6 separate regions of the Homo sapiens genome follow, and regions 1, 3, 4, 5 and 6 are each linked to region 2. The links are chromatin loops, found by intact Hi-C in ENCODE. Cell type or tissue: PC-3. All regions are shown on one strand. Region 1 overlaps MAP9 (microtubule associated protein 9). Region 2 has its middle 180 kb from the start of NPY2R-AS1. Region 3 holds the start of NPY2R (neuropeptide Y receptor Y2). Region 4 holds the start of LOC105377501 (a long non-coding RNA gene). Region 5 holds the start of MAP9-AS1 (MAP9 antisense RNA 1). Region 6 has its middle 28 kb from the start of NPY2R-AS1.

What was found. Hi-C counts contacts between places; a loop is a spot of excess contacts. Peaks named below come from ENCODE experiments on the same cell type or tissue, not always from the same donor. Only the 100,000 strongest peaks of a DNase experiment are listed, where the experiment ranks them.
Region 1: it touches region 2 in a loop (9-fold over the local background); 8 of 110 quality-filtered maps call a loop at or near these places.
Region 3: a loop joins it to region 2, with 6 times the contacts of the local background. A loop is called at or near these places in 3 of 110 quality-filtered maps.
Region 4: a loop joins it to region 2, with 2.8 times the contacts of the local background. A loop is called at or near these places in 2 of 110 quality-filtered maps.
Region 5: it touches region 2 in a loop (7-fold over the local background); 9 of 110 quality-filtered maps call a loop at or near these places.
Region 6: a loop joins it to region 2, with 2.5 times the contacts of the local background. A loop is called at or near these places in 3 of 110 quality-filtered maps.

What each region holds. Positions count from the first base shown.
Region 1 is chr4:155,368,621-155,373,620 of GRCh38, reverse strand. MAP9 (microtubule associated protein 9) reads left to right here. Exons shown (of 14, transcript NM_001039580.2): 4 at 165-485; 5 at 4,809-5,000. Among named protein-coding and RNA genes, the nearest start is that of MAP9, 5.8 kb to the left of the region's middle. In PC-3, a CTCF peak has its summit at 1,951 (motif pointing right); no DNase peak of the experiment used is centred here.
Region 2 is chr4:155,023,624-155,028,623 of GRCh38, reverse strand. No RefSeq gene overlaps it. Among named protein-coding and RNA genes, the nearest start is that of NPY2R-AS1, 180 kb to the left of the region's middle. In PC-3, CTCF peaks have their summits at 2,193 and 2,405; a DNase peak (open chromatin) is centred at 2,373; H3K27ac peaks cover 544 bases.
Region 3 is chr4:155,205,630-155,210,629 of GRCh38, reverse strand. NPY2R (neuropeptide Y receptor Y2) reads right to left here and starts at 1,994. Exons shown (of 2, transcript NM_000910.4): 1 at 1,561-1,994. It overlaps NPY2R-AS1 (NPY2R antisense RNA 1), which reads left to right and starts at 2,458. Exons shown (of 2, transcript XR_001741894.2): 1 at 2,458-2,605; 2 at 2,815-5,000. In PC-3, CTCF peaks have their summits at 2,054 (motif pointing left) and 2,884; a DNase peak (open chromatin) is centred at 2,899; H3K4me3 peaks cover 2,041 bases; H3K27me3 peaks cover 2,067 bases.
Region 4 is chr4:155,078,081-155,083,080 of GRCh38, reverse strand. It overlaps LOC105377501 (a long non-coding RNA gene), which reads left to right and starts at 560. Exons shown (of 3, transcript XR_939372.2): 1 at 560-747; 2 at 3,151-3,292. In PC-3, no CTCF peak of the experiment used is centred here; a DNase peak (open chromatin) is centred at 2,980; H3K27ac peaks cover 441 bases.
Region 5 is chr4:155,352,148-155,357,147 of GRCh38, reverse strand. MAP9 (microtubule associated protein 9) reads left to right here. Exons shown (of 14, transcript NM_001039580.2): 9 at 1,264-1,432; 10 at 1,988-2,077; 11 at 3,808-3,969; 12 at 4,091-4,236; 13 at 4,420-4,552. MAP9-AS1 (MAP9 antisense RNA 1) reads right to left here and starts at 2,932. Exons shown (of 3, transcript NR_125937.1): 1 at 2,775-2,932; 2 at 1-59. In PC-3, a CTCF peak has its summit at 3,004 (motif pointing right); no DNase peak of the experiment used is centred here.
Region 6 is chr4:155,177,365-155,182,364 of GRCh38, reverse strand. It overlaps a transcript of NPY2R not described here. Among named protein-coding and RNA genes, the nearest start is that of NPY2R-AS1, 28 kb to the left of the region's middle. In PC-3, no CTCF peak of the experiment used is centred here; a DNase peak (open chromatin) is centred at 2,954.

The DNA of each region.
Region 1 (5,000 bases), 340 kb before region 2:
TTAGCTGTGTTTTTAGAGCTGCAAGTCTATTTATAAAATACATTTGTGCCTATTCATTGTTAGAATTTTGTTTGTAGCTTTTAAGGTAAACTTTGATTAAGTTAACGTAACCTTGACAATTTTTAAAAATACTGTTGAAAACATTTTTCTTTTCCATTTTTCAGTTTCTTTAGGTGATTTTTCTGACACTTCAGCAGATGAAAATTCAGTTAATAAAAAAATGAATGACTTTCATATATCAGATGATGAAGAAAAGAATCCTTCAAAACTATTGTTTTTGAAAACCAATAAATCAAACGGTAACATAACCAAAGATGAGCCAGTGTGTGCCATCAAAAATGAAGAGGAAATGGCACCTGATGGGTGTGAAGACATTGTTGTAAAATCTTTCTCTGAATCTCAAAATAAGGATGAGGAATTTGAAAAAGACAAAATAAAAATGAAACCTAAACCCAGAATTCTTTCAATTAAAAGCACATCTTCAGGTAATTTGTTAGGATTACTGTAATTGCATTTCTTGGAAGTTTATTTTAAGATAATCAGTCCCAAAATTTTTATATGGTAGCTAGTATATATTTAAGAAAAAAAGACAGACTTAACTTCCATTTTACAGACCTGTTGTATTTTGTCTAACTTCAATTTTACAGACCTGTTGTATTTTGTCTAACTTCAATTTTACAGACCTGTTGTATTTTGTCTTGCATCTAGGCTGTTGCCTGATAGAAAGCCAAAGCACAAAGCCAAAGCACCTTTAGTCATCCATAGCATCCATAGCTGTGGATCTCCAGACACCTAGACCTGTGAGCTTCAGTTTTGTTTGTAGGTGTGGAACTGGAATGGAATGCTGTCTAATCCCTCTCACACTCCAAAGATTAGAGTTACAGCAATATTGAGACTAATCCTTCTAACAGTCTTTGCCATACCAACATTGTGCCAGAAAATTTTCTTGACATTTGTATATTTGAAGGATGAGTTATGTTATTGCTGCTGTTGTTTGTTGAAGCATCCAGGCACTCCTTAAGAGAATCTCCATTTGATCTCTGTATTGCCTATGAAAATCTACTAAGATTCAGTTTTCCAAAGGAAAGTTCCTGGTGTGATCTGGGATTACAGTTAGTTCTGCCCACAATTTTACTGAATTTTAAGCATAAAGGAACAAAGATAGAATGAAACGGAGACCAAGTCCTGTCACATACCCTGGGCCACCATTCATGAACTTGTATATGCAAGGTTAAGGATTTTTTGTTTTTCATTCTTTGTATTTTATAAAGGAATTATTAGTTGATGTTAACCTTCATAAAAATCTCCTTGCATATCATCAGTAAATACAGTGCTGGTAAATATTTCATACTTTGCATATTAGATACCAGTGGTAACGTCAGACAAAACTTTATTTCAGGCATGTATTGGGGAACTGCTCCTTTCTTCCTGACCCCACAATCTCATTAACTTTGAAATGAGCAAAGGATGTAAGCAGAGCAAAGAACACTAGAATAATATCCAGGACACTGGGGGAAAGGCCTCTGTATATTATATATGACTTCAGCAAATAAGTTAAGCTTCAGTATCCTCATGATGAGGAAGCTAAAAATAACCCTCTTTCTATTCCTGCAAAATTGTGAGAGTTTATTGAAGTGCATCTCATAAACTATAAAAAACTACAAAAATGCAAACAGATGCATAATGAAACAATTAACTTGTTAAAATGTACCTTCTAAGTATAGTGAGTGAAATCAATGCTGGAGAGAAGAGGAACATAATTGAACTTCGTTATTAAGAAAATGCGAGCATATATAGCAACTAAAAATTTGTCTGAGACAGGTGGATGTATATAATTAGAAGTTTATGGTAGATAATCAGGAAAGCAATAATCCACCTATTTCATACCTTAAAAAAAAAAAAAACCTGTGGTGGGTTACAATGAATAAGAAAATACTGTATTTTAACCACAAGGTGGCATCAGGATCCTAAATGCTCTACTTATATATGCAATGTTATATTCAGTACGTGTAATATAAAAATAATTACCTAAATAGGTAATTGTATACATTGATTACCAAAAAAAGCGCTTTTCTTAAAGTATAGGCATTTTTTTTTCTTTTTGGGAACTTGACAGTACTTCTGGAAGTGGAATTTTTGTAGAAAATATATTAAAGTTGTCATTCTCAGGTTCTTCAGGTTGAAAAGTAAAAATTGAGGCTAGTGTTCCTAAGATAATATCTGGCATATATAATAAGTATTTAAATGAATAAATTAATATATGAATGATTTATCTTTGAAAGAGGGAATATGGTTCATGAGTTTATCCTCTAAATTCTTTGACTTTTTTTTTTTCTGTACAGGTTTGGAACTCAATGTTTTTAATGTGGTGAGATATTGCTGAGTAGCAAGTAATGCTTTATGAAACTATTAGAGCTTGAAGGTTTTCTCTGTCCTTGCTTGTCTTTTGTAAAAAGTATAATAACCAGACTTTATAGTCACTACTGAAGTGACAGTTGCTCTATAAAGTGAAAGTATTTTTCACAGGATATGTTTTTATTTTAATACTAACATGACTGAAATCATGAACTTTGGAGTCAGGATGCTTCTCCTTTAATCTGAGATCTGCAGCCTGCTAGAGTTTGTGACTTTGGGCATGAGACCTCTTTGTTCTCATTTTATTCATCTTTAAAAACGGGATAATAGTTGCCTGCCTCTAGGAGTTTGAGGCAATTAAATGAGTTCACATATTTGAAGTGCTTAGAATAGTACTGGCATAAATTTAGCACTCTATAAATGTTCTGATTATTCATTTTATTATTTAGCGTTTGTTTATAAACATGCTCAGCAGGTATAAAGTATCAGTCATGCGGGATGCGTAAGTTCTAGAGATCTGCTGTACATTGTGCCTATAGTTAACAGTACTGTCTTTTGCACTGAATGTATTAAGAAGGTAGATCTCATGTTTGTTCTTACCACAATAATAAAAAAAATTGACTCAACACCTTCTTTCAGGCATTATATAATATTCTGCTTAAACTGAGGCTCAAAAGACATGCAAGCATTTGTCAGGAGGAGAAGCAGGAAGTGGATATTCTAGGCAGGGGGATCAGCTTAGGTAAAGGTATGGTAGCAGGAGGGATTGGAGGGATTGTGGTATGTGTGCATGACAACTGTTAGCCCAGCATTTCAGAAACACAGATGACAAAATGGCTGTAGATAAGGCAGTGAAGGACAAAACCATAAAATCCGTTTTATGTTGTTTAAAGGCAGTTAAGCTTTTATTCTGTAGGATTGGATCATGGGGAGCCATTGAATAATTTTGTAGAAAGGAGTGATGTGATCTGATTTGGATTTTGTAAATATCATGGAAGCAGTGATCTAGGAAAGAGTGGATAAGGACCCGACAGCAGGGATGTAGAAAGTGGAATAAATGAGATATTTGGCAATTAGAATTGATAGGATATATTGATACTCTGGATTTAGGGGATAATAGAGGGAGGAATCTAGAGCCCTTGGATTTGGGGTTGAACATTTGGCTGGAGTTTAGGATGTAGCTAAAATTGTCAGCTACTTATAATAATACCAATTTGGTATGGTTGTGGAATCTTCTGGCAGAATCCATAAGCCCATTTTTAGGTAAATGGGAGGAAGATGTTAATTAGACCAATTTTGAAGTTGAGAAAAATGCATTTGTAGAACAATAGAAACATAAATATGTATAGCAGGTAAAATGCAGGCAAAAAATATATACATGGAAAGTCTTCCCATTGTTTCGAATACTGGATGCAAATCAGCATTTGATTCTTGATTTAAACTTAGAAGTAATGGAAAGAGTGAAATTTTAATAAATGCTAAAGAAGTTTTATGGACTCAGAACAATTAACTCATAAAAGATTCCTTCCTCTAATGAGAGTTAGCACTCCTATCCCTTGAGTGCCAACATCATCATCTTTGTCCTTATAATAGCACTTATAATCTTAGTAATCTAGTCTTGTAATTTTGTTTAGAAAAATCAACCTGTAAAGTACCTGGACAGGTCCATTGCCGCTTTGTTGATTATGAGGTTTAGTAACGTGTACAGGGCTTGGTACTCAAAGGCTTGATGGATGAGCCTCCTCATTTTATAGTGGTAGAAACTGGGGCAAGATTTTGTTTTGTTTTTTTATTTTTAACATTTTTTTTTTAATATTATAAGAGTTCACAATGTTGAAGAGTTAACTTCTTGTGACTGGTTACTTTCAGGATGACAACTGTTTCTTTACTTTGTTTTTTTTTTGTTGTTGTTGTTGTTTGGTTTTTTTTTTTTTTTTAGATGGATTTTTGCTCTTATTACCCAGGCTGGAGTGCAGTGGTGTGATCTCGATCTCGGCTCACTGCAACCTCAGACTCCTGGGTTCAAGCAATCCTCCTGCCTCAGTCTCCTGAGTAGCTGGGATTACAGGCACGCGCTACTAAGCCCGGCTAATTTTTTTGTATTTTTAGTAGAGACAGGGTTTCACCGTGTTAGCCAGGCTGGTCTCGAACTCCTGACCTCATGATCTGCCCACCTCGGCCTCCCAACGTGCTGGGATTACAGGCGTGAGTCACCGCTCCCAACATGTCGGGATCACAGGCGTGAGCCACCGCGTCCGGCCTGATTATTAACCATCATTTATTTGTGCCTTACTAGAGCTCTGTATAGAGAAGAGTTGTGGGCTTCATCTGGACTCTTCAGGACAGAGAACAAAGGGGCATAGGCACAGGAGGGAAGTATGGTAGCACCCAGAGAGATAGATAAAGCCATGGTCATTTTTTTATACACACACTTTAAGCATTTTATTTTTCAGCAGAAAACAACAGCCTTGACACAGATGATCACTTTAAACCATCACCTCGGCCAAGGAGTATGTTGAAAAAGAAAAGTCACATGGAGGAGAAGGATGGACTAGAAGATAAAGAAACTGCCCTCAGTGAAGAATTGGAGTTACATTCTGCACCTTCTTCCCTTCCAACGCCGAATGGCATACAATTAGAAGCTG
Region 2 (5,000 bases):
AGGGAAAGAAAGGGAAGAAGGAAGCTAAGAAATCTGGAGATCATTGAGTCAATAATTATTTTGAAATTAAAAAAAAAGAAAGTAACCAGAAAGCAAACCACGAATCTTAATAAGCTAACACTTATCATATATAGACCACAGGAATAGCGTTAACAAATATTACTAGAGAGCAAGATGCAAATAAGCAAAAGGGACAGATCAGAAAAGGTTAAGAGGGGGAGGAGAAAACTCCAATAACACATCAGTGTCTCTTCAACATATACGAATCACTTGTGTTTCTGCTGGTGGACAATCAAAAGACACGAATCCCAGGCCTGTTGAAATAAGGTCTCTTTGTTACTGATCATAGATTAAGACAAGTGCTATGGGTAAAAATAAGAGAAGGAAAGCCAATGTTGTTGTATAGCTGTATGCCACAAAAAACACAAAAACATAGCCACATAAACATTTGGGGCCATTTATCTGATTGTACATCTCAAATCTTTTGTTAAAACAAAATGATAACAAATACATATGATGCTCATTCATTTTGTGTCTTAGCCATTAAGTGGAATACTCAGCAAGCTAAATGAGCATTACTTAATTTGAAAAACTTTTGAAACCCATTATCTAACTTGTCTAAAAGGGCAACACTTCCTTAATCGTTCTAATTATTTTCATTAATATTCTCAATGAGGAAAGACAATACAGTCATTGCAAGTTGCTGACCAGATGTGCCAAGGAAGCAAATGCCTGGCTGCCAAAAACATAAAATAAAAACAGCAAAACTTTGTGAGAATAATAAATAATTGAAAGCTAGCCAAAAGATTCCATTATTGAAAACTAAAGGTCACTTTTTATTTGAAAATATATCATTATCACTTCTTTCTGTCCAATCCCAAGTTAGAATAGTGCTAGAACTATAGCTTCTCAGAATCATTGCTCTATCTCTCCTGGATTCTCTCCCACAAAATCCCATGTGCACCTCTTGATTCCTCTGTACATGGATAGATGGACACATTCGTGTCTTGTGAAAAGCCTGTTGATATGCATCACATCCTATTCCTTCAGTCTCTCTTGCTAAGAGAACTAGAGAAAGTGGTAGTAGACAGAGTGGCCAAAGAGAGGGTGGTATGTGTGAGTGGGATGGGGTGCGGTTAGGCATAGGACAGACACACTGAGGACTAGATGGTAAAGGTGTGCTCTGTTGAAGGGACGCAGTGGGTCCAGGCATAGACTGAGGAGGTTGAAGAGTCCACTCTAGACTTGGGAGGTATGGAAGAAGCAAAGCGATCCAAGTGGGAGTGAACAGAAGTGCAGCAAAAGGCAGTGGGTGGCGGGTATGCCGAGAAGTGTTTCCTTTGCCCTAATTAAGAGTCACTTTGAAGGTAGAAAAGAGAAAACACGTGGTGACTGTTACCTTTATTGGAATCTGATGCTAAAAGGATGATTGCAGTCTGATGATGAAGTTTAATGAAATAATTGCTGTGAAGCAAGAACTAAAGTTTCTGATCATTGCTCATAACAAGCTAATTATTTGAGAGCCTGTTCTTCATTTTGTACCAAAATAAAGTAGTCAATGATAACTGATATTCCTTAGGCATAAGACAAACAAAAGGATAGAGCATACCGGGGGAGGGTGATAAATGTACACTTCCCTTCATTTAATAGGGCTTTCAGCTCTGATCAACACATGGGAAAATGCAGCTAGATCATGCCCTTCACTAGTTAATAGGGAAATGAGTCAGAATCAGCAGATCTTTTAGAATCGTGCTAATCGGTATAAAAGGAAACTCACGCAGACCAAAGAGAGATGAGGAGAAGCAGGGGATAGAGCTGGGGCTTAGGGGAGGAAGGGAAGAGGGTACAAAGGAAAAGACCTCATCAATGTGGTACTAAAAATGGACCACGATCGACTAAAAAACTGATAACCCCATAAATGTTTGACAATTTGAAACAATAGAGGCATAATCAAATGAATTCAATTCTGTGAATTTTGACCTAAATGATTGAAATTGGAATACTAATCAACTTATTAAGTTTGTATGTCCCAACAGCTTAGTAGCTGTTTAAAAATAATACACATATTTTAAAAGATAAAAACAGTATTTTTATTTCAATCTCAGCTAGCATTAGTGACAGATGTGTGCCTGGTGGGTACTGTGTCCCTTCTCAATGTTTGGAATTAACAAGGATACTGACACCCTCATTTTCTGTCCCACATCCATTTTCATACGGCCCTTGCTTTTTCTCACAGCAGTCACTAAATCCCAGCTTCACAAACATACAACATCACTGAAAGGAATGTAGTACAATCTAGTGTGAAACCGTGAACCGCCACAAGTAGCAGTTCACATGATATCCACTGAAGTTGCCGCATGTCCCTCAAAACTCTAGAATACCCTGCAGCGCCCCCTGTGAACCGTGTGTGGTATTCCGCGGTGCCTGGTTGCAGTTTGAGAACCATGGGCAAAGGTACTTCTTCAACATACGTGGGAAAAATTGGCTTAGTCAAAAAGTAGGTATGTCAAATTAAAGTGAAAAAACAGTATTTTGAATCTAAAAACTAGTATTATCAAAAGCTTAGAAGGTTGAAAATACATTTGATGTTAGAAGAATGGCAAGTAATTAGTGAAAACAAAAAATATGTGTTGATCTCTGCTATGTGCCAGCTGCTGTTTAGCAGTGGAGACACTGTGGTGTACCGGGTGGACATGATCATCTGCCTTCATGGAAAGTAGATATAAATAGATACACACACAACTGCAATATACTGGGATAAGGATAAGGATGGGGCAAAAAAATCAGATAATAATAGATATAGTATATATTTTTATATAGTATATAATATATATTATTTATACATCAGTAATGTTTATTGGTTATTAATATTAAAATATTACTTATAATTAATATATATTGTTTTTCTATATTATATATATTTTAAATATCCATATTATGTATATTTTTATATGGATATATATGGATTTATATGGATTTTATGTGGATATATATCCATATAAGATATATATTATATATATCAATATAAAATATATATATGTATATATTTATATAGCCATATATATTTATATAGCCATATATAAATTTATATAGCCATATAAATATATATGTTTATATATATCAGGTTTCTTACTCTGATATTGTATATTAATGCTATGAAGAAAATGAGGATAGGATAAAGGGGCCTAGAGAAAGTGATGGAGAAGTTCTGTGAGAGCAAGCCTTGAAGTGTGCTCAAATTGCTGAAAGTCAATCTGCATAACTGGAACTCAGAGTAGAAGGGTGGGGTTGGGGTGGTTGAGGGTGAAGGGTAAGAGATAAGACTGAAGAAGGTCCTTGGTCTTGGCAAATCCCTGTTCAAGCAATTTAGCTTTGTCTCAGATGATCGGGATGGATTTTTCCACTTTAAGGATTACAAAATAAGAGAAAAAGTAACAGTATAATGTTATACTGTTTTAAAATAATTTTAACCAAAAAAAAAATCATTGTATAAAATAAGAACAGCAAGTTAGTTTGAGGTACAATTAGATCTTCCTTCTGTAAGAGCTGAGGCTTGGTCTCTAAGACCTGAGGTTCAAGTCCTATCTAACTCAGGTATAGTAAATCCAGATTTGACAGTCTCCTTCACAATACAAAGAAGAGGACATGTCATTTGACAAAGCCAGCTTGAAGCTTTCACTTTGGCTCAGCTACTTTGGTGCAGGGACATTCTGATGCAGCTTCAAAAACTTAAAATTTCAGGGACTTTTTTCATTTAAAAAGCTTTGTTGTTTGTACAGATTATAAAAATAAGTCATGGTATTGTAAAAGCTTCAGACAATAATTATAGAAAAATTATTCAAAATATTTAAAGTTATGAAAAAGGGTACTTAAGAAATATGTTTAATAAGATCAAAATCACCCATAATCCCATATCCAGAAAGAACCACTATATACATTTTATTTTTTTATATCTAATATATATTTTTTATTATATCTTAAGTTCTAGGGTACATGTGCACAATGTGCAGTTTTGTTACATATGTATACGTGTGCCATGTTGGTGTACTGCACCCATTATCTCATCATTTACATTAAGTATATCTCCTAATGCTATCCCTCCCCACTCCCCCCACCCCACAACAGGCCCTGGTGTATGATGTTCCCCTTCCTGTGTCCAAGTGTTCTCATTGTTCAATTCCCACCTGTGAGTGAGAACATGCGGTGTTTGGTTTTCTGTCCTTGCGATAGTTTGCTGAGAATGATGGTTTCCAGCTTCATCCATGTCCCTACAAAGGACATGAACTCATCCTTTTTTATGGCTGCATAGTATTCCATGGTGTATATGTGCCACATTTTCTTAATTCAGTCTATCATTGTTGGACATTTGGGTAGGTTGCAAGTCTTCGCTATTGTGAATAGTGCCGCAATAAACATACATGTGCATGTGTCTTTATAGCAGCATGATTTCTAACCCTTTGGGTATATACCCAGTAATGGGATGGCTGGGTCAAATGGTATTTCTAGTTCTAGATCCCTGAGGAATTGCCACACTGACTTCCACCATGGTTGAACTAGTTTACAGTCCCACCAACAGTGTAAAAGTGTTCCTATTTCTCCACATCCTCTCCAGCACCTGTTGTTTCCTGACTTTTTAATGATCTCCATTCTAACTGGTGTGAGGTGGTATCTCATTGTGGTTTTGATTTGCATTTCTCTGATGGCCAGTGATGATGAGCATTTTTTCAAGTGTCTGTTGGAGGCATAAATGTCTTCTTTTGAGAAGTGTCTGTTCATATCCTTCACCCACTTTTTGATGTTTTTTTTTCTTGTAAATTTGTTTGAGTTCATTGTAGATTCTGGATATTAGCCGTTTGTCAGATGAGTAGATTGCAAAAATTTTCTCCCATTCTGTAGGTTGCCTGTTCACTCTGATGGTAGTTTCTTTTGCTGTGCAGAAGCTCTTTAGTTTAATTAGATCCCATTTGTCAATTTTGACTTTTATTGCCATTGCTTTTGGT
Region 3 (5,000 bases), 180 kb before region 2:
ATCTGAAACAAATCATTCATATCTTGGAGTGTATGTTTGATAGCCCACACCATATCCCCTAGACTAAGAAAGAGACTGGTTTTAGAGTACAGTTACTCAATCCTGACAAGCCATTTAGCCATTTACAGAATTAAAGAGACTCCAAGAGGCTGGAGTTTGGAGGTTATACCTGACTAAATTGAGAGGAAGCATGAGATTGAAGGTTACTAGGAGGAAGAGTATACTTGATTTTTTGATTTGCTTTGCTTTTTCTTCTCAGTCTTGTTTTATAAATTTTGAAGCCCTTTTATTTACAACTTCTCTGTAGGAATGGTTGTTGATCTACAAGCTCTTAGAATATAGACAGTGTTAGCTGTGCTTAAGCAGGTTACTCCCTTCAGCCAGGTCAAAACATTACCCAGAGCAGAAAATGCATCATTTCATGACAGCACTTCTGGAAAAGTGGGAAAGGAAAATGGTACACAGAGGAAGTTGCCATCAAAAGCACACAAAGGAAACAGCAAGCAGACAAGGGAATAACCTTTCTTTGAAATAAGGCAAAATGAGATATTTACATTACTTTAAGACATTTAAAGAGAACTTTTACTGGTACAATTTTCCTGAATAAGGGAATCCTTAGAAACTTTGTCATAGAAACATTTCTTTGCAGAATAGGAAAAGAGTTTCAGGACTTCCCCCAGCAGCCCACCACCCGAGATTCAAATAACCTCAAGTTATTTGAGTCAGAGACCAGTTCATGCTTTGAGGAGAGATGTTTAAATCTGTGGGGGCTTTTTGCAACAATATTGTCACAGGTTGGCCTTAGTAAACCTACACATCTTATCAAGCACAATGTCTTCCAGAACATTTTTCCCAGGGAAAAATATCTCAGAAATCAGTCTCAGAAATCAAAAGCCCTGCATTTGCCTACACTAATTAGTTCTAGGAATGGGGGCAGGGGAGGGGGAAGAAGGGAAGTTTCAAGAATGCTACATACAAGACATGATTGTTTGGCTAATCAGTAGAAAGTTGAAAATATTCACCAAAGGGTGTGGGAAGCCTTTCTTTGGAAACAGCATCTCCATTTCATGTCACTGAATTTTAAATGATGTGTACCTATTGCAAAAAGTCTCAAAGCTTTTAATTTTGCCTCTTTCCCTGCCACCAAAAGCTCCTGCCAGTGGGTGAGCCTTTCTGATGGAAAATGAGCAAACGCTTAAATGAATGTGTCTCCTCTTGAACGGCTTTGGAGAATCCAATAGGACCTTCTGCTTTAGACAAGTGTTTGATTTTTAAAGAGGCAGGAACAATAACAACTTACTGTTCTGGAAAGATAATGACCTATCTCAAAGAAGGGTCAAGGAAATAGTAAATAATCTTCAACAGAAAAGGGAAAATCTAGAGAAAGTAGAAAATGGGGATGGTATTACATCCTCCAAATCGCCACCTCCCGCCTAAAGGAGGAGGAAAAAGTCCATACACTCATGAGGACCTCCTCATGTCCCTCTTCATAGGAACCGAGCGCTCCTCTAGGGATTTTCTTGTTCCCAGGAGGTGATCAGAGTTAGGAATTACACTTACTGACCTGGACCTCGCGTTTTTGCGGAGACGCGGAAACAAGATGTGTGCAGTCCGTCTGTCCGATGATTAGCCAGCCGACCTGGAGAGGGCCCTGGAAGGTGCCCAAAGGCAAGTCCGGTTCCGTCCCCTCCTAGGGTCCAGGACAGCCCGCGCCGCGCGGGCGGGCAGCCGGAGCAGTCAGAGCGGCTGGGCGGTTGGCGCTGCCGGGTCTGCTGCCGACCTCTCAGGCCAAGCGCGCCTGGGCACCGCACTCACTCGCGGGGTGGGCGGGTGAAGGTGGGAGGATCAGAGATGGGAGCGTGGGGAGGGGGGCAAACCCCACCCTTAAACACAAGAAAACAGGTGCAGAGGCTGCGGGCGATGGTCCTGCAGGGGAGGGGACTGGAGGAGAAGTTTTGGTGGCGAGGGAGCAGGAACAGTGTCCAGGGTCTCTCAGCCGCCTCCCGGGCTTGCAAGCCCGCTCAGCCAGACCCTACCCAGAGGGGCGCCCCCTCGCGGGTCCCCAGCCACCACCTGCAGCTGCTGCTGTCACCTACTGTGCCACCCCCAAGTTTGATACTCTGGGCGTTTGCGCCACCCCTACCTCCCTTCCCTTCCACGAATCTCTCCCTTTGCTCTCTACCCCCCAGTTCCGCGAGAGCTGGCCCGGCGAAGACAGACCTCCTGGACTTGAGGCCGACTTCACCAAATCCGCCCCGGGAAAAGGCGAGGGCAAAGGCGGGGCGGACAGACCCAGCTGCGGCTGAGGGACTGCGGTCCCTAGCAAGGCAGGCGAGCGAAGGAGACCTCAGGCTGGCGGGAGGAGGGCCGGGGCTGGAGAATCCCCGCGCCTCGTAGGGGCTGAGAAAATTCCACAACTTCCAATCGAGAGTTGTTTTCTTTTGTGTGTGTAGGAGCAGAGATGGGGAGCTGGATCCGCGCAGAACCCCGGAAAAGCGCCAGCAGGATTGCACCGAGAACAAATCCTCCGCACCCTCGCCCAGGGCTGGGGCGCAGTGCGCTGGTGCTCCTCTAGCTGGGCGGTCCCTGTGCTCCAAACGAGAAGGTAAAGCGAGTTCAGATCCTGCTGCCCATGATCAGCAATTTCCCTAACAGGTGTCTGCAGACAGTTTATAAGTTGAGTAGTGCAGATTCAGACTCGATAGCCAGGAACCTGTGTAGTGAGCTCTGGCTCAGGTTAAAAGCTAGGATAGGGATAGGATAGGAAAGCTATGGGACACGAATAAAACACAATCTCTCTCTCTCTCTCTCCAGATAGCTGACTTCCGAATCCTTCACTCTTTGATCCTGACCCAAGCCACTCGTGCCACTAGGAGCGCATGCCTATGGAATACTCGCTCCTGTCTCCTTGTGGTGAAGCCTTCCGCTAATGCCCAGAGCCTCCCAGGCTGGATTAGTGGGTAGGAGCAAAACAGGATAGTGGAGACAATCAGCAGAGCAGCAGCGTCTATTTCCTCGGGATTCCTCCCAGGAACCCTATTCGAAGCCATTCCTTCTAAAAGTTTGCAGCCAGTCTCTCTTTCCTTTGTTGGTTTTAAGAGGAGGCAGTAGAGCTACCTACATACAAAAACGAAAGCCTGATACTGGTAACCTAAGTCTTTACTTAACCATCCTCTTCGGAGGCTTTGCACACATTACTTTTCCTCTATGCATTGTCATTTCTGAAATAAGGATGGTCATACTGGTGTGCTTGGAATTTCTCTGAAATATACTCCTAAAAGATTAGATTAAGATTAGATTCCGCTACTCTAAAATGAAAAAAAATATTTATCTGTTTAAAAAGGTAATACATATTCTCCAAGATGTTAATTAAAGGCTTCCCTCAAATGGATTGGATTTTCAGTTCCTTCAGGGTTTTCCACACCCTAATAGTATTGCATTTGTAAGGCATTTTTACAGTGTAACCTGAAATTAATCTTCAGTTAATATAGAATTATGCCCACAGGAGTATAGGAATTGTTTATAAAACAAAGCAGCCTGGGCTTTTCAAATACCTAGAAACAAAGGTAAACAGAAATGGAAATATTTAACATGTTCTACACAGTTCCACTTAAAGTCTTTTAGTAGTTGTTTTTGTTTTGTTTTGTTTTGTTTGTTTTTTCCTTAAGAAAGTACTCTTTGCCCAAATATGTGTTATATGTGACAGGTTCCATTCTTCTCAATATATCTGCATTGGTGAAGAATGAACCATATACCAATAAGTTATAACTTTAAAAGAGTAGAAATGGATTTAAACAACGACCACAAAAACAAATCAAATATCCAGCAAAACAGATGAGTGTTGTCTTTTAGAGCAATTGCTTTGGAAAATTCAACTGATTTCACTGACATTGATTGCACAAAACACATTTTATCTTCTTTAAAATTGCCTTTCAGAAGCGTATTAGCAGCCATAACCAACTATTTGCCTCACTCTCTTATAGACGTGTGTTTGTCTTAGTAGATTCATATAGTTCCACAGACATCTAGTCAGCAACCTCAAAAGAGTAAATGGTCTCTATGATTAATGTCCTTTAATAAAGTTCAGAATTGGATGAGAAACTGATAAACTGAAATGAAAGTCACTTCATAGTGTATCATATTATCAAGGAGAGCTGTGGGAATTAGCTTATGACACTTTTGTGCATCACAGTCTAATTCATATCCTTAAATGTGCATACATATCCTGTGTATTGTAGTAACAATGAACCACTCTGATGAATGTCCATAAACCCAGTTGTGACACTGACAGGAGTTTGGGAGTTTGTGGAAGTGGTGGTGAAATATCGATTAATCCAAATTGAAATAGGACAAGATTATTGATGCTTGATTTCTTTTGTATCAAATCATTTAGTTGCTCAGGAAATTCCATTTCTAACCAGAATATGTGCTGTGACTGCTCTTCAAATAGACAACAGACTCAAACTCAGATGCCTGCATGGTTAGGGCCAATGACATAAATGGACCAGCATGCTAGGTTGTAGGAGAGAGTGGAAAATGTTGATTGCCATAACACCTTGAAGAGCACAAAAACACATGCTATAGCTAAATGGGGAGATTGCTTCTCAGAGTACACTCAGCTGGCCTGCAAAAATCTTGATTCAGTATTGTCAGATACGATTTTTAAGAGAAGCAAAATCCATATTGTTAAAAATCTTCTGAATTTTAAATAAACCAAATTAATTTTTAAAAATCCAAAACTCCTAGTGGACAGGCCAAAATAAATAAGAAATCATAGATAGATAGATAGATAGATAGATAGATAGATAGATAGATAGATAGATAGCAGCCTGACTCATCATGGGCCTCCAATATTGTAACATGTTATATTAGTATTTGATGTCTGACAAATCTCCTTAGATATTTAAAACATAGTTCTACTACCATTTCCCCTACCCCATAGACCATTTCTCAATGCACAGAAATACAAAAGGAATACAGCCAAAGATTAGTTGCCAAAT
Region 4 (5,000 bases), 54 kb before region 2:
AAAAACTTCTAGATGCATATTGTATTGAAATGTTACACAGTTTAAGATAACGTACTAACTGCTATATGCAGGACAGTTCCCTTGGTGGCCTTGGATGGACTCACGTTCTGTCCTCCACCGTCCCACCCCCTAGGTTCTCATGTGTCGTTCTCAAGAATAATTGTAGAATGTGCTTGGAATGTAATAGCCAAGACAAGTGGAGAACTGGCTAGAACAGCCCAGACTCTGTTGCAGGTCCCCAGCCCCAGAAGCAGAGGGTCCTCACCGCCCTGCCTTACTATGCTTTAACGTCTTAGTGCATTGAACCAAGTGGCCCCAGGATGTGAAACCTAGGGTGACTGCTTTCCAGGCCCTCAGCTGCTGTTCAAGAGAGGCATGCAGAGTTGATATTCCATCTGCCCCAGGCAGCTTTCTTGAACTTTGAGGAACCTCTTTGAAATGAATCCAAGGCTTCTTTTGTCCGTTGCTGCCTATCTGCAAGTGATAAACTCGCTTCATGTAACTTGTGTTTGTGGGTCTTCTGTCTCACTAGACTCAGAGAAGTTGGTATTCAGTGCGCAGTGACCTGCTTCACGCTGTATTATTTCATCACAGATGTCAGGATTAAAGAAAACCGGAGCTGTTAGTAGAGAAACTATAATAACACTATTCTGTATCATTAAATGGAATATTGAAAATTTTGATGGAATACCAGAAAAAAAGAGAAGAGTAATCAGAGCTATTACTTTCAGCAAACTACAAGTACAGGTATGTCACCAACAGGGCAAGATATAAATTTATCCTCTACCTCCATATCAACCACATCTCATGAATTTGAAGAAAAACTGGAAGAAAAAAAATGACCTGTTACACACAGGTGCTTTCTACTAATGCAGATACATGACTATTTATTATTATTACATAGTTAATTATTATATATAATTTATAGAACAGTTATGTAAATTATGTATGTTATAATGTATACTTTATACAATTGTTATATAAATGATATAGTGACTTGAAATATATTTTATTTGAGGAACAAAAAAATGCTTTTTAAAAACTCAGTGGTGTCATGTGGGCTGGTAGCAGCCCTTTCTGATCAATTTCTAACTTCATCAGGAATTGTTTGCTTTTTAAGGAACATAACTTACTCAAGTTGGTTTAAATTAAAACAGGAAATTTATTTTTGTAGAAAGGGAAGCTTTATGGAATGAAAGAACTGGGAATGAAACTGTCTTCATGACAGCCTGAAACAAGCACCTGGAGAGTACCCCACACTGAAGGTGCCCAGGTACTCTCTTGCTGCTCACTTTCTGGGGCTGCATGGTCACTTGTCTCTGCTTTACTCTGTGCCTGTCTCAGGCTTCTCTCTCTTTCTAAAAACCAACATTCTTTACTGCTGTTATACATGACAAATATAGTCAATGTAGTCATGTGTGCACACTTGCTAGATCCTCTTTGTCCTCCTTCCAAGTTACTAAAGGACAATTTCTAGCTGGTTCAGTTTGGGCCAGCCAGCTCTGGCTAAAAGGGCTGGGCAGTGTAGTGAGGACCCACTTGGCAGGGACCATGAGGTCTCACTTCATGGGCAGCACAGGCAGATGTCTCACAGAGTACCGGCTCTATCTCTTATCACAGAGGATTTTTTTCTGCCCTGCAATACAGGGTAGTCACCCTGCCCTGCATGAAACCAAAGTCTCTTAAGCTTCAGCACCGGACTTCTTATGGAGTCATGGAGCTCTTTTAGCTCCGGCAAATCCTGCTGTTTTTCAGTTTTCAGAGGGATTAATATGGGTGGAGACCTCAAGAGTGCTCACTTCATGTTGATAATACATTCCTAGATTTCTGGCAATCTAGGAACACTGTAAATGAAAGGTCTTCTGTCTATAAAATTATTTTTGGCTTCATGGACCACCTAAAAGGGTTTCAGGGACCCCCTCCACCCCGCAACAGAGGTACATGGACTACACCTTTGGAACTGCTGGTTTGCATTATTCAAATTTTCCTAAGGGTTTATTTTAAGAATAAAAGAATTTCTAATGGAGTCAAAGGGCTAGAACTGGAAATGAAGGATGAGCTGTTGCATATAAGTGACTGGAGGGAAGAGATTAGGAAGTTGAAGCATGATGTCATGCTTAAAATTTTACCAGTCTTGCCAAGCCTTATGGATTTATGCCTGAGTCTATGCAAGCAAGCCTATAGGCAGAATCTGAAGGAACTGTACACATAGGGATTCTGTGAGATGTGGGGGCCTTCTCATCTTTCAGTGCATGGAGGACCTCAATATATACAGGGCTATTTGGAGCATCAAGAAATAAAATCCTTGTTATAGACATCAGCATTCTCAGGGCAAGAACTGCCAGATAGAGTATTAATAGTTGTGGGATGCCCTCATGGGTTGTGGAGAGAAATGGGCATCTCCAAAGGGTTAAAGCAGAACATGGATTACAACACTTTCATGCTCTCATATGTGACATCCCCAGAGACTCTCAGCGGTAATTTTATGTTATTTTAAATTATGTGAAAGATACGATATTACTAGGTGGATCCAGAGGCCAGGGAGATACTAATGTTACCTCATTTGTACTCAGAGCTGGAAGGAATGAGGTGCATGGTCCTCATCTATTTAAATACATTGCCTCTTTTTACTTTCAAGATTGCAAAAAAAATCTTTAGTTGACACACTACATTTTTTATCAGTAATTTCAAGTTTAATATTTACATAGTCTCAGTAAATTTGTGTTAAATAATTGCATCTCTGCTCTGTACCATTTTCTGATCGGTAATTAACAAGACTGTGGTCCCTTCCATTTAACAGGAAACAAGGCAGAAAATGGACCATGCCCAATTTTTGATTTTTCTCTCCCCTAGAATTGGTTCTTATAATGAATCTTGAATTGTTCTTTTCCTGGCAGCAGTCACTTGGGTTTCCTGGCAACTGTCACTTGGGTTTCCAAAGTATATTCAAACCCAGTTTATGGGATGCCAGCATAAATGTCCTGTGAAAACACAGGATGCATCAAGTATGAGTAAAATGCCTAACTCATGACTAACTTATATTCATGGAAGAGCTCTTTTTCTACTGGGGAGAAAAACAATTATTTCCTGGCCTTGGTTTCAGTCAGCTTCATTGCTAAAACAACCCAAATTGTTTCTACTTTATAACAGTTTTCAAAGGCAAGAGAGAAAATGTGTTGCCAAGGAGACCCATTGTGTGCAGAGGAAGGAGGAGTAATGATACCTGTGACCATGCAGCTATAATTTCCCCTGCCTCCATCTCTTGACCTGCAAGAGCTCACAAAAGATTGAGGTAATGTGAAGACATTGATAAATCCCTCATGGTCTTCAGATCGTATTTCATACCAATTCCTCTCAATCCAGTAACTTTGACATATATTTGATGTAACTTCCTTGATAGCAACAAGAAATAGCCCAGCATGAGCAACCAGAGGTCACAGTTTTGCAATAATTTTACTTCTTGTGTGGAAGGTAATTTACTCAGAGCCCTAATGTACCTGGGAAATAATCAGACACAGTATGTTGGTTTACATTGGAGTTATCTAAGAACTTCAAGAGACATATACTTCAGGGCCATTGTATCCTGAAAAATCATGGTGGTCTTCCATGTTCATCAAGCTTCTGTCCTAAAGTTACAAGTCCTAATGTTTTCTCCTTTTTTAAAATAATTGTATTTTAAATATCACTTAATTAACTCATTTTTTTATTTCCATAGTTAGAAAAACCTAAAATTCCTAAGGCAAATGAAACAGGTAATGTTCCACACACTAGCTATGTGAAATTATGCTGTAAAAGGAATAATTTTGCCCAGAATCTGCCGACAGAATGAGAAATATGAGAAGGTAGTAAAGAGAGGTTCTTTCTGAGGTAGAGAAGTTCAGATGGAAATGAACTTAGCCTGAGGTGGCCAAAGGAGGCAAATTCACAGGGAAATCTAAAATTGAAATCTTGAAGGGAAACCAAAGATCATGGTAATTAAGTAGTACTGAGTTTCAGACCAATCATGAAAGCAAAATTAAAAGGAGAGACATTAATTGAGAGCAACAAGGTCTATGACACTCAATGTTGAATTAAAATTGTGTGGACTGAGTGGCTGTTGCAGAACACTTCCCTGTGTTGTTGGATGTATCACATGGAGCAGGAGGGATGGCTTGCTAATACTATCAATGATCAGACAAGAATGAAAAGTGAGTTGCTCTAATATTTACTTTAAGTCACAGAGCCATTTTCTTATTATTTTAAAAAATCTCTCTGTATGAAAGAAATGTCACTATACACTGTACAAGGGGGTTCTATTTGGTCAAAGGCTATCAAATACCAAAACCCATTAAAATTCAGGACTTTCTAATGAACCTATTTAGAATGGGAAACAAGTCCTTTGGTAACTGGCATATTTTGCTGAATCAGTTGTGACTCTCCTTTCATGTTATTTTGAAAATAGCATTATGAGTGTTTGCCTCAATAAACACACTCACTACATTAATTGTAAATTTATTGAATTTAAGGACACTTTGCAATTGTAAAAATACTTGCTTAGTTTTACATTACAGTAATATATAGCATTACCATCTATTTTCAATGGTACTTTTCTTTTTTTAAAATAAAAGTTCTCTCTGGAAATCCAAAATTGACTAGATCACATGAGTCACTGAGACCTGACAACACTCATGGTATACCCTCTGTTTTGCATTGCTATAAAGGTATACGTGGGGTTGGGCAATTTATAAGGAAAGGAGGTTTATGTAGCTCATGACTCTGCAGGCTGTACAAGAAGCATGGGTGCTGGCATCTGCTTCCAGTGGTGGCCTCAGGCTGCTTCCGCTTATAGCAGAAGGCAAAGGGAAGTCAGTGTGGGCAGAGATCACATAGTAAGAGAATAGAAAGATGGGTGTGGAGGGAGGTGCCAAGCTCTGTTTAACAATCATCCCTCATGGGAACTAACAGAACAAGAGCTCAACTCATTACCAAGGCATTCATGAGGGATTTGCCCCTATGATCCC
Region 5 (5,000 bases), 330 kb before region 2:
TTAGGGATTCTTTGTGCTCCAGACTGCTTCTGGAATAGAGCTTCTTTCTCCTACTTTTCCTGAGACAAGCAATATAAAATGGTAATAAAGCTGAAGTCTAGCAATGATACTTATTCATTATCAAGTATCATTGTCTAACATGAGAAATTGTACTGAAAGCCTTCAGAATCTATGAACTAAGTAGGTTTATTAAAATGATTATCTGTATAGCTTCATTCACACCAATGATAATGAATGCCTAACTCATAAGTGCTAATCAAAAACCTTCTGAATCTTTAAAATTATCGTTAGTCAAATTATCATTAATCAAATAAAACAGAGCTAGCAAGCTTTTTCTGTAAATGGCCAGTTAGTGCATATTTTAGGCTTTGTAGGCGATACAGTCTGTATTGGAACTACTCATTTCTGCTATTTTAACAGGAAAGCAGCCACAGGCAAAACTTAACATGAATGATTACAGCTATGGTGCAATAAACTTTGTATATCAAAACCAATGGCTGGCCAAATTTTCCCACCAATCCCTGATATAGATAGTACTATTCTTTCTAATTTTATATTTGGAATGCTTCATGTAACAAAATGATGAAAGAAAATATTAAAAGAGTGATTATAACCTACTGTATTGTTTTTTCCATGTAACTTGAGAAGTGGTCCATATTTCTTAAGTTTCTAATTACAAATATTTAAAAAGAGCAATCATTTTAAAGCTATATAACTTAAAGTTATAAAATTTAAATTATGTTGAAGGGGACATATTTAAGTTATGTCCCCTTCTACATAATTTAATATTCTTTGTATACTAAGACTGTACATTTTACCTACATCATTTTCAAAGTAATTATAATTTGTTAAATTATAATGTAGTTTCCAATTTTTTTTTTGAGATGGAGTCTCACTCTGTTGCTCAGGCTGGAGTTCAGTGGCATGATCTCTGCTCACTGCAACCTCTGCCTCCTGGGCTCAAGCTATCCTCCCACCTCAGCCTCCAGGGTAGCTATGACTACAGGCATGTGCCACCACGCCAGCTAATTTTTTGTATTTTTGGTAGAGACAGGGTTTCACCATGTTGCCCAGGCTGGTCAACAGCCCAACAGGATGAGCTCAAGTCATCCACCCACTTTGGCCTTCCAAAGTGCTGGGATTACAGGTGTGAGCCATCATGCCTGGCCAGTTTTCAAATATTATACGTGCATATTCTAACAGATCTCTCTTCTACCAAATGCAATTGTAATATTTTGTCTTGATTCATTTGGATCTTTTCAGATTAATGACCTCTGAGTTTTTGAAGAAATCTAGTTCTAAAAGGAGAACTCCATCGACAACTACCTCTTCTCACTATTTAGGGACTTTAAAAGTCTTGGACCAAAAACCTTCACAGAAACAGAGCATAGAACCTGATAGAGCAGATAACATAAGGGCAGCTGTTTATCAGGTAAAAAAGGAAAATATTTTTAAGAGAAGAAGAATGATCACTTTCATAAGCCTACACTGTTTATAAAGAATAAAGTAATCCTGATAGAAAATGATGGTTTAATACTTAAATTTATTGAGAAAGAGTTTCCTTTTAATACATGAGTAATCATATTTTACTAAATTATTTGCTTCCACACTTTGCATAACTGACCATAGTTGTTTTTAAAGAAAGAATATGCCATTGCAATTTATAGAAATACAGCACAAGCCAAAACATTGTAAAGTCTATATATGTTTTCATTTTTTTCTTCTTGAAGTTTATATGAACAAAAGGAGTTATTATGAACAAAAAGTTATTAAATTTTTTCTTTCCTGAGATGTTGTTAGGCGTACATAGGAAAAAGATTGTATTAATTTATTCACAATTCTAAAAGTCTTTTTTTGTCTTTTTTAGAGTAGAATAGTATACTTTAGAAAATTGTACATGTGAATTTCAGAGAAAATGTTAATATAAAGAATTCTAATTCACTTAAGAAATTTTAAATATTATATGACCTTTTTCTTGTTCTTATAGGAGTGGTTAGAAAAGAAAAATGTGTATTTACATGAAATGCACAGAATAAAAAGAATTGAAAGTGAAAACTTAAGGATCCAAAATGAACAGGTATTCTGACATATAGAAGTAAAAATGTTTTGGATTTTTATTTCAGTAAAATATCCCTGAATATATAACTTTTCTAAATCAGCTTTTTAAATGGCAAAATAACTTGTATATTAAAGAAATGATTTCCGGTTTTACTTCTGTTTTACTTTATACATTTTAGTTTGATATAACTGTTTTACATGAAAACAGATTTTAATTTTGTATATGTATAGGATAGCTTTGTTCCTGCTGATTATGAAGTTATTATTGTTTATGAGCACCTAATTCACTTTTAAAAGTTGATTTCATTTAGAACTTAACCAAGAAGGCCAGGTACTGTGGCTCATGCCTGTAATCCCAGCACTTTGGGAGGCCAAGGCAGATGGGATTCCTTGAGGTCTGGAGTTCGACACCAGCCTGGGCAATGTGGTGAAACCCCATCTCTACTAAAAATACAAAAATTAGCCAGGGATGGTGGTGGGCACCTGTAATCCCAGCTACTCAGGAGGCTGAGGTGGCAGGATCACTTGAACCCGGGAGGCGGAGGTTGCAGTTAGCTGAGATCGTGCCACTGTACTCCAGCCTAGGTGACAGAGACTCTGTCTCAAAAAAAAAAAAAAAGGCACGACAAGATAAAGGATCATTAGACACTAGTTAGCCTTCAATTTTCCTCTTTTCTCTCTTGAATTTTATAAGTATCTTCAAGTCCAACCCCTACCTGAACTCTTGATCTGTATCCTTTCCCATTGAATGGAGGTGAACTTTTGTTCCTGTCTCTTCTGTACTGAGTCTCTTCCTCTAACTCCTGCTTGTAATACGCTCAGTTATTTCTTATCTTCTAAAGTCAAACTTCTGGACAAAAACTCCAGTGTGCTGTTCAATACTAAAAATAGATTTAGAAGAAAAATATTTTCCAAGGTGAACTGCACGATAATGCGTCAGTAGTGAAGGGAGCAGCCCTCCAGGGGGCGTGCCTGTCTATCTGTTAACCACGTTCATAGCAGTATGCTGCTGTGGTCAGTGCCATACCCCTTCTCATTTGATTTTCGTAGCTCTGTGAGGTAGATAGTACTTTGACCTCTAAATTATGTTACCCCAATATTAAGGTTTTATGTCATTTAATATTGAACAATAAAGCAAACATAGAATATTATGGGATTAGATTGAAGGAAGTAAAATAATAACATAACTTGCTATACAGTCTCCAACCTATTTTTCAGTCGAGCACATACTTTCAACATTTGGAATACATTTGTGCAGTAAGAACTTTATGTTTTGATACTATTCAAAATTAAGATTTAAACCAAAAATCTGCATCTTACTGCATGGCTTGGCCAATTTGCCTTACTCTAACTTACTTTATAAGCCCATAACTTTACTGATTTTTTTTTCAAATATTTTATTATGAAAATTTTACTATACCACTTAGCCTATTACAGTTTATTTTGATATAATTTGTTTAGTACACTTTCAAAAATAATAGTTGACATCTTTCTCATTAATAGGTCAATATGTGATAAATGTTTTTAGAAAAGGACGTTTTAAAACCAATGAATAATTCAGATAACATTCTTTGTAAATTATCTAAGCCATTCTAAATAAATTACCTACTTTGAAAGTTAATTTCTAAGTATAATGAATATCAGAGGACTAAAGATAAATGTATATGTGTATATTTATATCTAGCCATATTTGTGTCTATGTATATATACATATATATGTATATCACTCTATTATTTTTTCCACTGTAGAAAAAAGCTGCTAAAAGAGAAGAAGCATTAGCATCATTTGAGGCCTGGAAGGCTATGAAAGAAAAGGAAGCAAAGAAAATAGCTGCCAAAAAGAGGCTTGAAGAAAAAAACAAGAAGAAAACTGAAGAAGAAAATGCTGCAAGAAAAGGAGAAGCACTACAAGTATTCAGAACTTTGCACATCTTAATTATTTTAAAACATTTGAAATCCAAATTAATGATTAACCATATTTTTATTTATTTTCAAATATTCACAGTAAGAAAATTATTCTGAACTTTTTCAGGCTTTTGAAAAATGGAAAGAGAAAAAGATGGAATATCTTAAAGAGAAAAATAGAAAGGAGAGAGAATATGAAAGAGCAAAGAAACAGAAAGAGGAGGAAACTGTTGCCGAGAAAAAGAAAGATAATTTAACTGCTGTTGAGAAATGGTAATCCAAAATCATAAATATTTTGATATATTTTAAATTATAGTAACACTTCAGGATTTTATAAAATTTATTTACTTGAAATTTAGTAATGCATTTCAATTTCATTACTGTCAAAGATGTACTAGGGAATCTTTATTATGTATTTTCCTTTAACTCTCCAGTGTTTTATACTATGCTCTATAGGAATGAAAAAAAGGAAGCTTTTTTCAAGCAAAAGGAAAAAGAAAAAATAAATGAGAAAAGAAAGGAAGAACTGAAAAGAGCTGAGAAAAAAGATAAAGATAAACAAGCTATTAATGAATATGAAAAATGGCTGGTAGGTATTATTTGTCAATGCACTTTCGTCTTTTTCATGTACCTTTTGTGTCTTTTCTGTCCCTAATTCTAATTCTATTTGCTCCAGACCTACTGATCATTTCTACCTGGAATCTGCTTTGTTGAATTCAAGCTCTCCTCCTGCATATAGCATATTTTCTTTGACTTAGTCATTTCTATTAATGTTTCTACTATTCCCTCAAACACCCAGGCTGAAAACTTGTTATAATCTTCTTCCTTACCTGCATCCCCACATTTACCATTTACTATTCATGCCCATTCTTCCTTTGCTGTGATTCTCACATCTAACATAGAAAGAAGACAAGTTTACTATTGAGGGTACTACGTGGTGGAACTTGGTCATGACAAAAAGTAACACTGAACTTAATAGTGAGAAAATTATTCCATCTTTTATTCTCTTTTGATGTTTCTGATGACCTCAAGGAGAA
Region 6 (5,000 bases), 150 kb before region 2:
AGTGACAGATGCATATTGCTTTTAGGGGTAGTTAGTGCAATTTGTCTTAAATTCTGAAAAGGATAAATATATATACAGCTAAGACCAGTGGACTCCAGAAACATGGTAGCTGACTCAAATTATACCCAGTTTTAAAAACGCTTTTCCTTTTGGTGGTGGTGTGAGGGGTAGGATGGAGCAATGTGGTTGGAATCGAGGAGTTATATAATTTAACTTAGATAATAACTTAGATGGTTGATAACTCTTTTAGTCTTGAGGAGCCCATGATTAATTAGCCTTTAGTTATTTTCTCTGTGAAACAAACCATTCTGCTTATTCCTTTAGTTCTACTGCTTATTGGGGAAACCACACTCACTTTGCACCTGACAGTCAAGTTGTATTTTTTTGGATTCCTTCCACTGGGACATTCCATCATCCCCATTGAATTCAGAGAGCCCATTTTAATGGTAACCTGTTCATGTTCATCCTTCCTCTACAAAGACCCACTACCATGAGTGTTATGGAAGTCTGTGCTAGTCCCACCAATGTATTTGTCAATGTCTTGGTGTGGAACATCTTAGTCCATTTGGGTTGCCAAAACAAAATGCCATAAACTGGGTAGTTTGTAGACAACTTTCTCACCATTCTAGGGGCTAGGAAGTCCAAGATGAAGGTGCCAGCAGATTCAGTGTCTGGTGAGGACCCACTTTCTGGTGCATAAGTGACAACATCTCATTGTGGCTTCACTTGGTGGAAGGGGCAAAAGCTCCCTTAGGCCTGTTTTATAAGGATACTAATCCCATTTATGATCTAATCTTCTCCCAAAGTCTCCTCCTCTTAATACCATCACCTTTAAAGGTAGGGTTTCATATATGAATTTTGAGGGGACACAAACATCCAGACCATAGTAAGGTTTTTTTTTAATGCTCTTTTACAGAAGATCCTTAAAGAGATAGGTGAATGGTTGGCATATTCTATATGTATTCCAACGTTTATTTCTCCCTAACTCTTTGAATATTTCACACCACTGGTGATAACATCCTAAATTCTGTGCTTCAGAAATGTGTGAGGGTTTCTTGGAAGCCACAGTGATGGGTGGATTGGAGGGTACCACAATCATTTAGTGAATGAGATCAAAAGAGTCTAGATATCCTGAAGTATCAGGGCAGTTCCTCACTATAAGAAGTTATCCACGTGCTGTGTAACTTTTGAATGCACTACCGGGTAATTGTGCATGTGAAGAGCTTACAATTACCCTATAACTGATCCTGGAAATGACCTCCACGTCATGTAAAAAGTACAAAGTATGTTTGCACAGTTTTATTCATTCTGACTTTTCTAGTAATACAAATAAAGGAAAAATATAATTTGTTTATGTCTTCAACTTTACTAACAGTTGCTCACCATTTTGATAAAGTCTCATCACTGACTTTCAGACTATTTATTTTACTTGAATCACCAATAAAACGTAATTTCATCAGTTCGAATGTATAGACATTACTATCACATATAATCTATTTATATATAATAAATAAATATGTTTTAAAATGTCAAATATAAATAAAAATGTTAAAATCAAGAAAATATTTAAAATTGGATGCTCTTATTTCTCATACAAATAGACAGTTACTAACATGCCTACTCTAATACAAAAACTGTAAAAAACATGAAGCCTAATTGGAAGACTTTGCAAAGAAAAAATAGTCATCAAATATATATATTAGAGTTCCAAGATTTAAGGGAAGACTTAGGAAACCTCAATTTTTCCCTGGAATATTAGAAAAAAATAGTCAGAAGGATAAAACTGTATTGTTTATCACAAAATAACAGAATCACAAAATGTGTAAGCCATGCAAGTTGGTAAAAATTATCTTGTCAACTGGTATAAGAAGTATAATAATGAAAGAATATGTAAAAAAATCTATTCCACTGAGCAATCATATTGTTTCAAGTTGAGGGAAGATGTAGAAAATCATCTGTGTAATGAACTGCATTCAAGCAAATTTTCATGACAAGTGGATGTTAGCACTCTTTGTGTTAAAGGAAAAAAGTTTTTCCTAATTGCACATCTAAAGTTTATAAAAAATACAAAATTCATAGCAGGAATGTTATTTTTAAAATTACTGATGGCAGCATTTCTGCTTCCATGTGAAAGTAACAGTTTCAGGCCAGGTGCAGCAGCTCATGCCTGTAATTCTAGCTCTTTGGGAGGCTGAGGTGGGAGGATTGCCTGAGCCTAGGAGTTTGAGAACAGCCTGGACAACATGGCAAGACCCCATCTTAAGAAAAAATAAAGAAAAAGAAAAAAATAGGAAAAGAAAGTAACAGTGTCTGGAATCACCCCTCTGTTGTAAGCAATGAAAAAAAAAAAACAAAATAAAATATAGAAAAAACTATGTTTACATACTAGACAATAGAAAGTATAGGACTTGTCTCTCAGACAAAGCAAACCACTGAAATGAATACTATGATCTCATCAGCTTTCTTCCAAGAGAAAATTTCAAGATGATGGAAGAGAGAGTGAGATTCTTCCACTGGTCTTATTGACTTGAGGAGATGGAGACCAGATCTTAGGGAGATCAAGCAATCTAGAATTTGTGGGATAGAATATCAAAAAAGAGGAAACTTTGCAGTTAAGGCTACAAAATCTGCATGGGGTCCTGTTGGGTCTTGACTAAAACCCAAACTATATATGCAGAAAGTGAGCTCGCATGAGCCAACATAAGACAAATTCCTTGGAAACAGCAGTTGCCAGAGATGAAAACTCCCAAGAGTTCATACCGGGGCAGAAAATATATGAGTTGCCACTAACCAGAGTTGAAAAGACTCACTGTATACACAGGGCAGTCAGTGAAGATCCTAAATTGCTCATATCATAGAAGTGGGGGCTAAATAAACCCAAGGGTAGTGACTACTCTAAACAAGCCTTCTAAAAGGCTTTAAAAGCAAGCCTCAAATGAATCAAACTGTCCCTCAAGTAACTTGACAGCTTGCCAAAAAATTTCAACACCACTTAAAAGGAATACAACAAAATCTGGCACACACAAGAAAAATCCACAATATCTGGCATCCGGTCAAAAATAAGTAGACATACAATGAAGCAGGAAAATATGGCCCATAACCAGGAAATGTCAGATAACAGACATAAACAGAAATAAAGATATGATAGAATTAGCACACAAGAACATTAAGAAAGCTATTGCAATTATGTTGAATATTCTCAGGGTTGTCATTGGAAACATTAATGTTCATAATTAAGAGAAAAAATGGCACATATGAAAAAGATAACTTCTAGATATGAAAAATACAGTACTAAAAATAAAAATATCACTAAATGAAATTACCAGCAAATTGGTCTTTGCAGGAAATAAGAAGTATAGTGAGTTTAAAGATAAAGCAATAGAAACTAGCAAAAATGAAGAATATAGAGAAAAAAGCACTAATTATACACAATAACTCGGTGACCTGTGAAGAAATATCAAGTTGTCTAACATTTGGGCAATGGGAGTTCCAAAAGGAGGAAGGGGAGAAACAGCAAAAGTACTTGAAGAAATATCTGCAGGGTTTCCAAATTTAATGAAAACTAATATCAGACAAAGCAGACTTCAGAACAAGTAATTTTAGCATAGACAAAGGGGGACTTCATTAATAAATATAAAGCATTCTATTTATTCAGATTTGACAATTTTAAATGCACGCACACTTAATATGCTTCAAATAAGTTTCAAAATATATGAACAACTGAAATAGTAAAATGATAAAGAAACAAATACACAAATATAGTTGCCTATTTCAACCTCTTCTCTCAGTACTTGTAGAACAAGTAGACAGAAAACCAAAATGTTATAGAAGACTTAAACAGCAGTATCAACAAATTCCTCCTCATTGACATTTATATAAAAATTTACTTTATAACTTCGTGTACATATTTTCAGAAGTATATGAAACATACGTCAAGCTAGTGCACATGCTAAGCAGTAAAATGAGTCTCAATAAAATTAAAAGAATTAAAATTATCTTGAGCAAAGATGGAGTTAAATTGATAACAAGATAAATATTTACTGCCACATTTTGCTGCCTTGAAACCCACACTTTTTGGGTACTGCCTCTTCCAGGAGAGCTGTTAACCTAACACAGCTTCATCTTCCCCTGACATTCATCTTGGTAGTTTTTAAACAGTAGTTAAGATACAAGGAAAGGTGTGAATGAGGAACAAGAGCAGATGATCTCACAGTATTTCAAAGGCAAGTAGCTGCCAACCTCTGGCCTTAGCTTGGTGGGAGGGGAGGAAGAATATTTGAAGAAACCTCAAAGCAAGCAACTAAATTCTTAGACTAGAAATATTCTTATAACTAAAATTAGACTGTTTTGTGACTACACAGAACCATAGACCTGCTTATAACTTCAGAGTAAGCAGAAATGCCATATGAGGTAAGTTTCCAACCAGGTGCTATGGTTTGAAGGTAGGTTCTCTCCAAAATTTATGGTGAAACTTAACCTCCAATGTGGTGGTGATAAAAGGCAGGGGTTTTTGGTGTGGTGGCTCAAGCAGACCTAGGTGTGGCTAAGGCTGCTGCTCTGGAAGATACAGGCTGTAAACTTTGATGGCATACATGTGGTGCTAACTCTATGGGTGTGTAGGGTGCACAAGCTGGGGAGGTATGACTGCCTTCACCTAGATTTTGAAGGATCCCTCAGAAAGCACAAGCAGAAAACTAACACAGGGTTGGGGCTACCACAAAGACACCCCACTGGGGCAATATCCAGTGGAGCCATGGGAGCAGGGCTATGCCTGCACTCCCAGAACTATTGAGCCACCAGCATGCAGCACCAGCCTGGGAAAACTGTAGGCAGGGGGCTTAAATGAGTGACAGCTGAAACATTTAAGTTGAACTGGTGGGGACCCCAGTGTGTCCAGAGGTTCGACATGGAGTCAAAGATTATTGTCAAGCTTTAAGAGTTAATGTTGTTTGCCTTGTTGAGTTGGGGACTTACTCGGTACCCATTAGCCCTTTCTTCTG